Linked DNA regions of Homo sapiens: region 2 is linked to region 1. Evidence: chromatin contacts called from ENCODE Hi-C or POLR2A ChIA-PET data. All regions are on one chromosome and are shown on one strand. Each heading gives the region's core, a stretch centred on a gene start or an enhancer-like site at or near the end of the contact. The rest is flanking DNA. Distances are from core to core; before and after follow the strand shown. Region 1 holds the start of RAVER2 (ribonucleoprotein, PTB binding 2). Region 2 holds the start of DNAJC6 (DnaJ heat shock protein family (Hsp40) member C6).

Region 1 (4,554 bases), core at 1,144-3,643:
AAGAACTTAGTATTTCAAAAATATCTGATTACTTAATAATTGAACAAAAGCCATATTAACCATTTCATAAGGGTAAATATGTAGTTTTAGCACAGGTGATTTTATGTAGGCCTTACTAGCAAAAAGACACAAAATAAAATAAAGTGAAACTTTCATCAGTAAGTTGACAGTAAAATATAGTCACTAAGAAAAAGCAGACATTATAATTAAGGGAAATTGTTAAAACAAAAAATACAAAAAAATTCATGCAGAACATATGAAAATATTAGTTTAAGTAGATGAAATCTCAAAAATACAAATCCCAGTGTAATTCTGAGAAAGCTTCTATCACTAATTAAAACTGCTCCTTTTATTAGACCCTTTGATATATTTTTCATGTCTATTGCGAAGGGAAATGAGAAAGATACCAACAGCAAAGCAAGAATAGACAGAACGTCTTCAATTTGGGGTCTAAATATATTTAGAATTAATGCAAGGAATTGTGATAACAAAAACAGCTGACATTCTACAAAGACATTGAGATACTTCTCTATTTCTCTCCTCCTAGACTGTCTATACAAAGAGCTGCTATTTTTTAAATTTGTTTTTTTAAAAAATGCCATCTGCTTCTTCCAAGCCTCCTCCTTCCTGAGCTCCCTTACAGTCCTCTATTTGTATGGGCAGGGGAGGCTGCTTCCAAGAAATCAGTCCATTGCAGGTGTCCTTAACAGGTAGTATCACAAAACATTACCTGACAGATGGGAAGTGGACCATGGCGGAATGGAAAGAGTTGAAAGACAGATGAGATAAACAATACTGACAGACACTGCATTTTGAAACAAAATAGCCCCCCATGCCTACGGGTTATAAGGTTATATGTTCATATTTATTGTGAATGGCTATGTAAGGTCTCATTACATAGTAATGGGGCATTGGTCTCATTATTTTATAAGTCACATGGAAGAACTGCCATGCAATTGTCAATAGCCAGCCCTCTTGCAATTTCATGCATCCGGTTACAGGAGGAACTACAAATCCGCAACTACCAGGACAGCCCACCACACTCGGAGCAGTATATAAATTCAGGTTATATGTGAAACATGTGTGAACATCCAGACAGCTAAGAAATCCTGAAGAATCAAAGAAATGATTTCAAGCTTTTGATAAAACAAAAATATATATGCATAGGAAAAGAGAAAAGAACAACATCCCAGGATAACAATGGTTATCTTCAGGTATCAGAAATATGGGTAATTTCTGTGTCCCCTTTGTGCTTCTCTGTCTTTCCTAGCTCTCCTACAATGAGCATGCAGCTTTTGAAATCAGGGGAAAAAAAAAGTTAAATAGATGCAGAGTTTCTAATCTTAAAAGCAACAGTTAATCTGGATTAAATACACAGAGTAGCTATCTTTAAACCTCATCCAAGTCACTGAGAACAAACCCTCCAGTACTGTACTTGGCGTAGCAGGAGGCGGCTGCAAGGCTCCAAGGAGCGCAGCAATAACTCTATTCTGGGGCCTTAGCAAACTGAGAAGACAGAGTTGTTTCATAGAAACTTGGGCAAGTGCTTCTGCAACAACAGCGAAACTCACTCCCAGCTCTCTCGTGCCCCTGCCCCCTATGGCACTCCCGAGCACCGGGGACTATACGTTGGAGCCCTCGCCCCTGCCAAGGTGCTCCCGAAGCTTCGGCCCCCTCTACCCCCGCTCCCCCCCGCAAAATGTGTGCTCCACAACTCACCTCCACTCTCCTTCACCTCCTACTCCTCTACGGCCGTAGGGGAAGGAAAGACCGGGCCGAACTTGGAGGCAGCAGCCCCTGATTCCCGTGACCTTGGAGAAGCCGCTTCGCCACTCAGAGCCTCAGTTTCCCAATCTGCCCCCCTCCCTGGCAGGGCGTCTGCAGGCTAGAAACCCCAAGAACTCAGTCAAACCGAGGGGCCGCTCTCACCACTCGGCGCCGACCCACTCCCCAGGACCGCTCTGAGGCGCCCCCGATCCCAGCCTGGACACGGAGCGCCGCCCCGCCGCCCCTCGGGACGCGTCGCCCCTATCACCGTCCCAGTACCTGGCAGTTGCTGTCCTGGGGCAGGTTTTTCACCAGGATTTTCCTGCGGTTGCTCAGCTCCCGCTGCATCCGCTGCAGTCGCGCGGCGACCTCCTCAGGGTGCAGCGCGGCGGGCATCGGGTCCGGGGCGCCCTCGTGCGCTTCGGCTGAGGGGCCCTGCCCGCGCAGCCCCGGCCCCGGCCCCAGCCCCGCCGCGCTGCCCAGGCCCGCGCCCCCCTCGCCGCCGCCGTCTCCCGCCGCCGCCGCCATCTTCCCGGGCGCCCAGCGGCTGCGGACTCCTCGGAGGCTCCAGGGGAAGCGGAGAGAGAAAGCGGGAGGAGGCCCGGGCGAGGGCGAGGCGGGCAGAGGCCGCAGAGTGGGCCCAACCGCGGGGAAGGGGGGCGGTGGGAGGAGGGAGTAGAGAGAGGCGGCGCCGCAGCCAGCAGCCTGCTGGCGGGGAGAGGAAACCTGAGGCGCCGAGGAGGAGCCCGAGAACCACCTCGCGGGAACCTCCCCCGCCGGCCCCCGGCCCCGGCGCACAGGCGCGCCCGCGCCCGCCTCTCGCGGGTCCGCAGGCGGGGCCGGGCGCCGCCACCCGGACACCTGTGAGGGCGCGGACGCGCAGGCGGGCTCCCCCTCTCTGCGAGGCCTTCGCGAACGCCCAGGGTCGTTCTCTGGGGGATGCGGCCCCTTCGCGGTGGCTTCGCCGGGAGACTCAGCCCCAGGCGCCTGTCCCCGGCTGGCCCCCCATGTGACGCCGCAGCTCTCCCCCGGCTCCCCTCGAAACTCCCGCGCTGGGGCGGCCCGGGGGCTGCGGGCGCGAACTCGGTCTTCCCACACCCGAGATGGGGCTGGAGGGGTGGCAGGAGGGCGCCTCCTGCAGCCCGGCTGGCTCCCGATGGTAACCCTTCTGTTGGTTCAAGAAGAGCATATTTGGCAAAGTTTGAGTTTACAATGAGATTTTCTGGGGAGTAAAAAGAGGGACATTGTGGGAGAAATGTTATGTATTTGGTAAAACCTGATCGTAATGTATTTTGCTAGCTGTGTATGAGAAAGCCTGTGCCCTTCACCTGTCCCTCTGTCCCTGTCATGCAGTTCCTAAAATGTAAAACCTGGGTAGTTGGGTCTGCAACATGGAAAGTGATGCTGAAACAAAGACTAGAATGGAAAAGGAGCTGTGGCAGAGGGGCTGGAGAATACGCTGCTTGGAACATTATTTTAATTGAAACTTGGAGGGAGAGTTACAGTGTAGAACTATACTTAGTCAAACGGATGTCATCAGATCAAACAATCCAGCAGCCTTTGGCACTAGCCCAGGTGACCATCAGCGAAGGGGACCATGCATCTTAATTGTGTAGCATGCAAGTACACTAGCAAAAAAAAAAAAAAAAAAAAAAAAAAGACTTTAACACTAATTAAAAGAAAAACAAAATGTTTTAAAGATTTTTTAAAAATACTACAAATTCAGTCCTTACCATGTGCTCCCCCCAACCACGCATTTCTAAATGCTTTACATATACATATTTATTTACTCTTCATGATCATTCAATTACGTAGGTTTTGTTTTCCTCACTTTACACGTGAGGAAATGGGATCTGTTCTGATTGATTCCAAAGCCCAGTGTTCTGAATAACATAAAATAATTCACCCGTAATCCGTCCACCCAAAAATAATGGCTGCTAATACTTGTATCATTAAAATGATATTCGGCAATACACCCTTCTATACCACCACTATTCCTGGTAACCAAAGGATAGAAACAACCCAAATGTCCATTTATTGATGAACAGATAGGCAAAGCGTGGGATATATATATGCTAAGAAATATTTTTAGCCATAAAAAGGAATTAAGGACCCCTACAAGGTGGACGAACCTCCAAAGCATTAAATGAAAGAAGCCAGAGACAAAAGGTCATATATTGTATGATTCCATGCGTATAAAATATCAGAATAGGTAGATTCATAGAGCGGAACACAGATTGGTGTTTACCAAGGGCTGGAGGAGAAGGTAATGGGTGCAAACATCCTTATGGAATGATGAAAATCTAGTTTTGGAACTAGACAGAGGGGGCAGTAGCCCAATAATATGAATGTACTAAATAGTCACTGAACTATTCACTTTTAAAATATTAATTTTATTACGTGACTATTACTGCATAAAAATGTTTTTGAATGATATTCTGTAGTTTACAGCTCTGTTTTCTGCTTTTTACAGTATGTCTGCTGAATCCCTTTCTATGCCAATGTATTTGAATACCATGGTTTTTATGGCTGCATATTATTCTGTTGAATTAGAAAATTCACTTATTTCCTAGCATTAGTATTTCCTATTATTTTTATCTATTGTAAACAGCACTGAGTTTAACCCTCTATACATATTTGAAGATCATTACTTTTCCACAGAGTGAAGAACTAGAAGCAAAATTTCTGCATCTAGAGTAAGCATATTTAAGGATTTTTTGTATGTATTTACAAACTTACCTCAGTTTTCCCTATCACAAGCATTGTATAAGAGCACTTATTTCTCTG
Region 2 (4,554 bases), core at 556-3,055, 560 kb before region 1:
GAGGCTGAGGCAGGAGAATCGCTTGAACCCGGGAAACGGAGTTTGCAGTCCGCCGAGTTCGCATCCCTGCACTCCAGCCCGGGCAACAGAGTGAGACTCCGCCTCAAAAAAAAAAAAAAAAAAAAAAAAAAACAGTCCTGAAACCATCAATCCCTTGGGGATCATTTTAGTTTTATTTAAAATGGTCTAAGAGAATGTCCCATCAATATCTTGGTTAACTTCAATAAGAGCTTCAATGAGTAGAATTTGTTTTCAGCCCAGGACATTTGAGCATCTGTGGACAATATTTCATCCCACTTTGGGACAAGGAAAATAGAAAATAATAGCCCAAGGACAGCCATTACACAATTAAAATAAACAAGCATTTGTTTGCAAAGCAGGGCATTTAAATTCAGTTTGATTTCATTACTGTTCAAACGACCCCATATGAATCTTTCCTCTGGAATCCTCAGTTGTCCAGTATTAAAGTTACCAGTGTAGAACCAACCACTGAGGACTTCAATTATAAATATCTCTGTAAACAATTCTCCGAACCTGGTTCCCTGCAGAAGTAAGCAAATAGCTATAATAATACTCCTAGTCCAACATGGATATATTAAATGACTGTTTTGCTATTGAAATCGCAAATGCCAACAGCAGTTCCAAGAGAGGACTCTAACTTGCCAAACCTTTTATAAAAGACAGTTGCAAGCCCCGATACAAAGTTTAGAGGAATTTCCTTGTCCCTACATGTAAAGGTTTATGAAATCTGTACACTCAAGCAAAAGGACAAACAAGATCAAAGCCAACACATGAAATAAATTTCATTGTGCAAACAGTAAAAGCTGTGTAAAAGAGCTCTAGATCCCAGGTTAAAAACTGCAGGAGAAAGGTAACATTAACCCTAGCAGACGGCTGAGTTAAGATGTGGCAGAGCTTTACAGAATTGCAAATAGCATCAGCATTGCAAGAATAACAATTGGAATAAATACCGTCTGCATGCTGCAAAAACAATCAACGCACATGCTCCTTCACCTCTCCCCCTCATCCAGCTGGGCAGTGAAAGCAGCTGCCTCTCCCAGCCCTCCTCCCAAGCCGTTCTTCGCCCCACCCGCTCCCCTCTCTTCTCCACCCCTCCCCTCCTCCTTCCCTCCCCCTCCCCGCCCCCAGCTGCCGTATTCAGCAGTCTAGAGAGATTAGGAGGAGCTCGCTACAGTCTCTGGGCCTCAGGACTGATCTAACGTTTCGTAGCTCCCTGGATGAGAGAAATTAGAGACTCGACACCCAGGTGGTATTAGAAGCCTTCGCCTCCAGCCCGGCTCTCTCGCAAACCGGGGCTGGGGGACCACGGGGGGGCCTCGGGCCGGGCGACTGGGAGGCTCCGGAGGCCGCGCGGGGCTCAGCGCTGCACTCCCCTCGGGCAGCGCTACCTGAGCTGTCCATGGTGCTGGCGCGGTCCGGAGGCTGTCGGGCGGGACTCCGCGCCGCTGCCCCGGCGTTCACTCTCTGCTTGCCGCCAACCCCGCCGCTTCCCGCACTTAAGTCCCCGTTACTGTCCACCAGCTGCAAAGATTCATAACCATCGTTGCTGGTCTTTTTCCGGTAGCTCCCGAGGAGGCTCATGGGCAAGCCCGGAGAAAAGAGAAAATAATCAACCTGGGAAGCGAAAAGGGAGATGGAAGGTGGAAAGGGCTGAAGAAGGAATTAAAAAAAAAAAAAAATTAAGTGCCCGACATGACGCAAAGAGGAGGGAAAAGAAGGAGCGGCCACCGGAGAGAAGCTTCGCCGGGCGAGGCGAAGCCGCCGCCCTGGGCTGAGCTCGGCTCGGGGCGCCGGGAGGAGGGAGGGAGGGAAGGAGACGCGGCCGGGCGGGGGCGCGCGTCCTCTGGGCCAACGCCGCGGAGCCGCCCGGCCCTGCCGAGCTCCGGGCCCCAGGCCAGCACCTCCTGGCTGAGGAGTGCCCGGAAGCAATCCTATAGGTGTCGCCGCGTCGCCCCGCCGCGCAGCAGGGCAGCGCCAAAGCCGCTGGCCCGCGGGGAGGGAAGGAAAGGGAGGTAGGAAGGGAGGGGAGGTTCGTGAGGAGGGGGGTTGAAGGGAAACGGGGCGGGGTGGTCGGGGGAGGGGACTACTACGACGTGGGTTGGGAGGGTGTGTTCGCACGCGTGTGACAGAGAAGAAAGGGGCGAGGTATCTCGGCCTGCGAAGCTTTGAGGACCAGGGGTCTTGTGGTAAAATCCAGACACACCCATTTCATGCAACTTAGCCTATTTTCACCGGAAGATTCCGCCAAAGCCACCAGGACGGTAACCGTCCTAGAGAACTGACTTGTAACTCAATTCAACAGAAAAAGAATGCATGTTAAGTGCCAGAATATATCTATGCTAGGATATAAAGGAAGAGCAATATTTTGCACATTCTCCAGAATAGGGATGATCCCTAAGGGAGATATCAAAGAGTTGGGTATTCTAATACTAGGAGGCAGCGTCCGTTCTGCCTAGAGAGCAGATGTGACTGTTTAGAACTCTTTGTTGAGCGAATAAACTGGGGAGAAGGGCAAGGTTAAGTCCGACGCATTTTCAGATCCGCCACCATTTACCTTAGGACCTGGAGAAAAGACTGTTTCAGTTAGCTAGCTTGAAGGCCTGCTTGGGAAGCAAGATAGACAAGGATTTTTTTTCCCCATCCTCTAGCCTCACGCCTTATTTTTCTTTCACAATTCTGGCCAAAGAAAGCAGTAACTCATAATCAGAAGAGAATTTATCATGAAGTTAATTAAGCTGTGTACCTAATTTTGTATCTGTCATCGTGTATTCTTAAAAGAAGACTCCGACATTGTATAAGTTCTGGATCTGAACAAAACCTGGATAAACTCTGGTAAGTCTTAAAATGTAATTATCGAATGTTTATTTTCACCTAAAATAATAAGATTTCAGAAGGATTGCTCATTCTCATCATCTTAGGTCAAGATCAAGTAAGTCTTGGTTAAAAATTATCATTTTCTCTACTAAAACTTGGAGGGACTAAGTGAGGCGCCCGTCAAGAGTCATTTGACAGAGTTTCCTCACCAAAACAGGAAAAAAGTACGTGCATGTAAAATGTACTTGAGCCCATACACAAAGCCAGCTTTGCTTTCTTCTCATCTTACATGGTTTTCTCTTGCTGTCCTTATATCAATCACCTAAGGACACAAAATCAAACAATAGCATCTAAGAGACTTCAGTCCAGATGATTTGGGTCTCAGAAAGTTTCCGGGAAGCTCTAGCTCTACACAGTTCTACATAAAATAAATTGGACTAAGAGACATTTTCCTGTACAAGGATCACCCAAACACAGATTCTTGTAGGAAGAGCATCAACCAGAAGAAGTCCAAAGAAATGTTTTCTAAATCCTTCCAGTCCTTCTGGGGAAACCTAAACTTCCTGGCCAGTTGCTTTCCCAACTGCATTCTTTGATGAGGTATGGTGTGACCTGAATTGCAAATCAGAGTTAATGCTCATTTATAACAAGATCAAACAATCTGAATGGTGGCAGGAAAAACTGCAATAAAAATTTTAAAACAAATTTTTATACTTTCAATTTTCCAAATCTGTCAGATTGAATTATTTTAGTTACTTGACTAAAGTAATAATTCTGTGAAGTCTAGTAAATCTTTTCCCATAACATCTTAAATAATCTTTCTCTGTACTTTTTCTTTTAATTCATTACAGACACACAGGGACAGTAAATACCTAGTGTTCATCATGTGCCCTGACAAATGCTGGACTATAATCATTGGATTAATAGAATTTAGAACCAGCCTCAGTGACAGACTGAGACCCTGTCTCAAAAAATAAATAAATAAATACAGGATCATTTTTGAAAAGTGAAAATTATTATTTTCAAAAAGAGCACTTTCAGTTATTTTTGCTCAACTTGCAGACATATTGCTGAAAGAAATTATAGATGAGACATATGCCTTTGTATTTTTCAATATCTATCTCTGGAGTTTGCAAGTGTAAAGAAAAATCTGAATGGGCTATAAGAATTTTATCTTTATACTTAATATAAATAAAGTCAATCAGGATAACTATTAATAATCCTATAAAATTGAAGATATAAGAAGCATATTAAGGCAGGAAAATACAATAACTAGGTTAATTTACAACAGCCTAAAAACTAGGGCTTGGGCCTAAATTTGGATATGCACCAATTTCAACATTAAAATTTTCTTTACTGTGCTAAAGATCAAATTCATATACTTATCAATGAATATCTCACTGTTCTACTCTATAAAACAAGCATAATATGAGTACCATCATTATATAGAAGAATTAGATTAGTACCTAACATATATATATATATATATATATAGAGAGAGAGAGAGAGAGAGAGAGAGAGAGAGAGAGAGAGAGAGAGAAACAGATTGAGAGAGAGAGTAGTACTTAACAATTGTTCTCTATTACCATTATTGGTCTGTCTTGGGTGCAGCTTTAAGCTCAGCGCCTGGCAGTCTTAGTTTTTCAAATGGGAAAAGCTCAATAAAGGCTAAATATTATTTTTTCCAGGGATATCCTAATGGAAAATTGTCTTTGTAAC

Evidence for each region. Hi-C counts contacts between places; a loop is a spot of excess contacts on that map. ChIA-PET counts read pairs that join two places held with the same protein, here RNA polymerase II (POLR2A).
Region 2: a loop to region 1 is called in a map with no recorded cell type, with 2.0 times the contacts of the local background. The contact joins the promoter of DNAJC6 here to the promoter of RAVER2 in region 1. A Hi-C loop is called at or near these places in 1 of 37 single-sample maps with no recorded cell type. POLR2A ChIA-PET finds 5 or more read pairs at or near these places in 2 of 52 experiments (HEK293 and HepG2).

The regions. Positions count from the first base shown.
Region 1 is chr1:64,742,914-64,747,467 of GRCh38, reverse strand. RAVER2 (ribonucleoprotein, PTB binding 2) reads right to left here and starts at 2,393. Exons shown (of 12, transcript NM_001366165.2): 1 at 2,047-2,393. The coding sequence starts at 2,295. RefSeq lists silencers at 2,420-2,619, 2,640-2,739.
Region 2 is chr1:65,306,794-65,311,347 of GRCh38, reverse strand. DNAJC6 (DnaJ heat shock protein family (Hsp40) member C6) reads right to left here and starts at 1,805. Exons shown (of 19, transcript NM_001256864.2): 1 at 1,410-1,805. The coding sequence starts at 1,602. It overlaps DNAJC6-AS1 (DNAJC6 antisense RNA 1), which reads left to right and starts at 2,114. Exons shown (of 3, transcript XR_007066155.1): 1 at 2,114-2,853. LOC112268227 (a long non-coding RNA gene) reads right to left here and starts at 104. Exons shown (of 2, transcript XR_002958317.2): 1 at 1-104.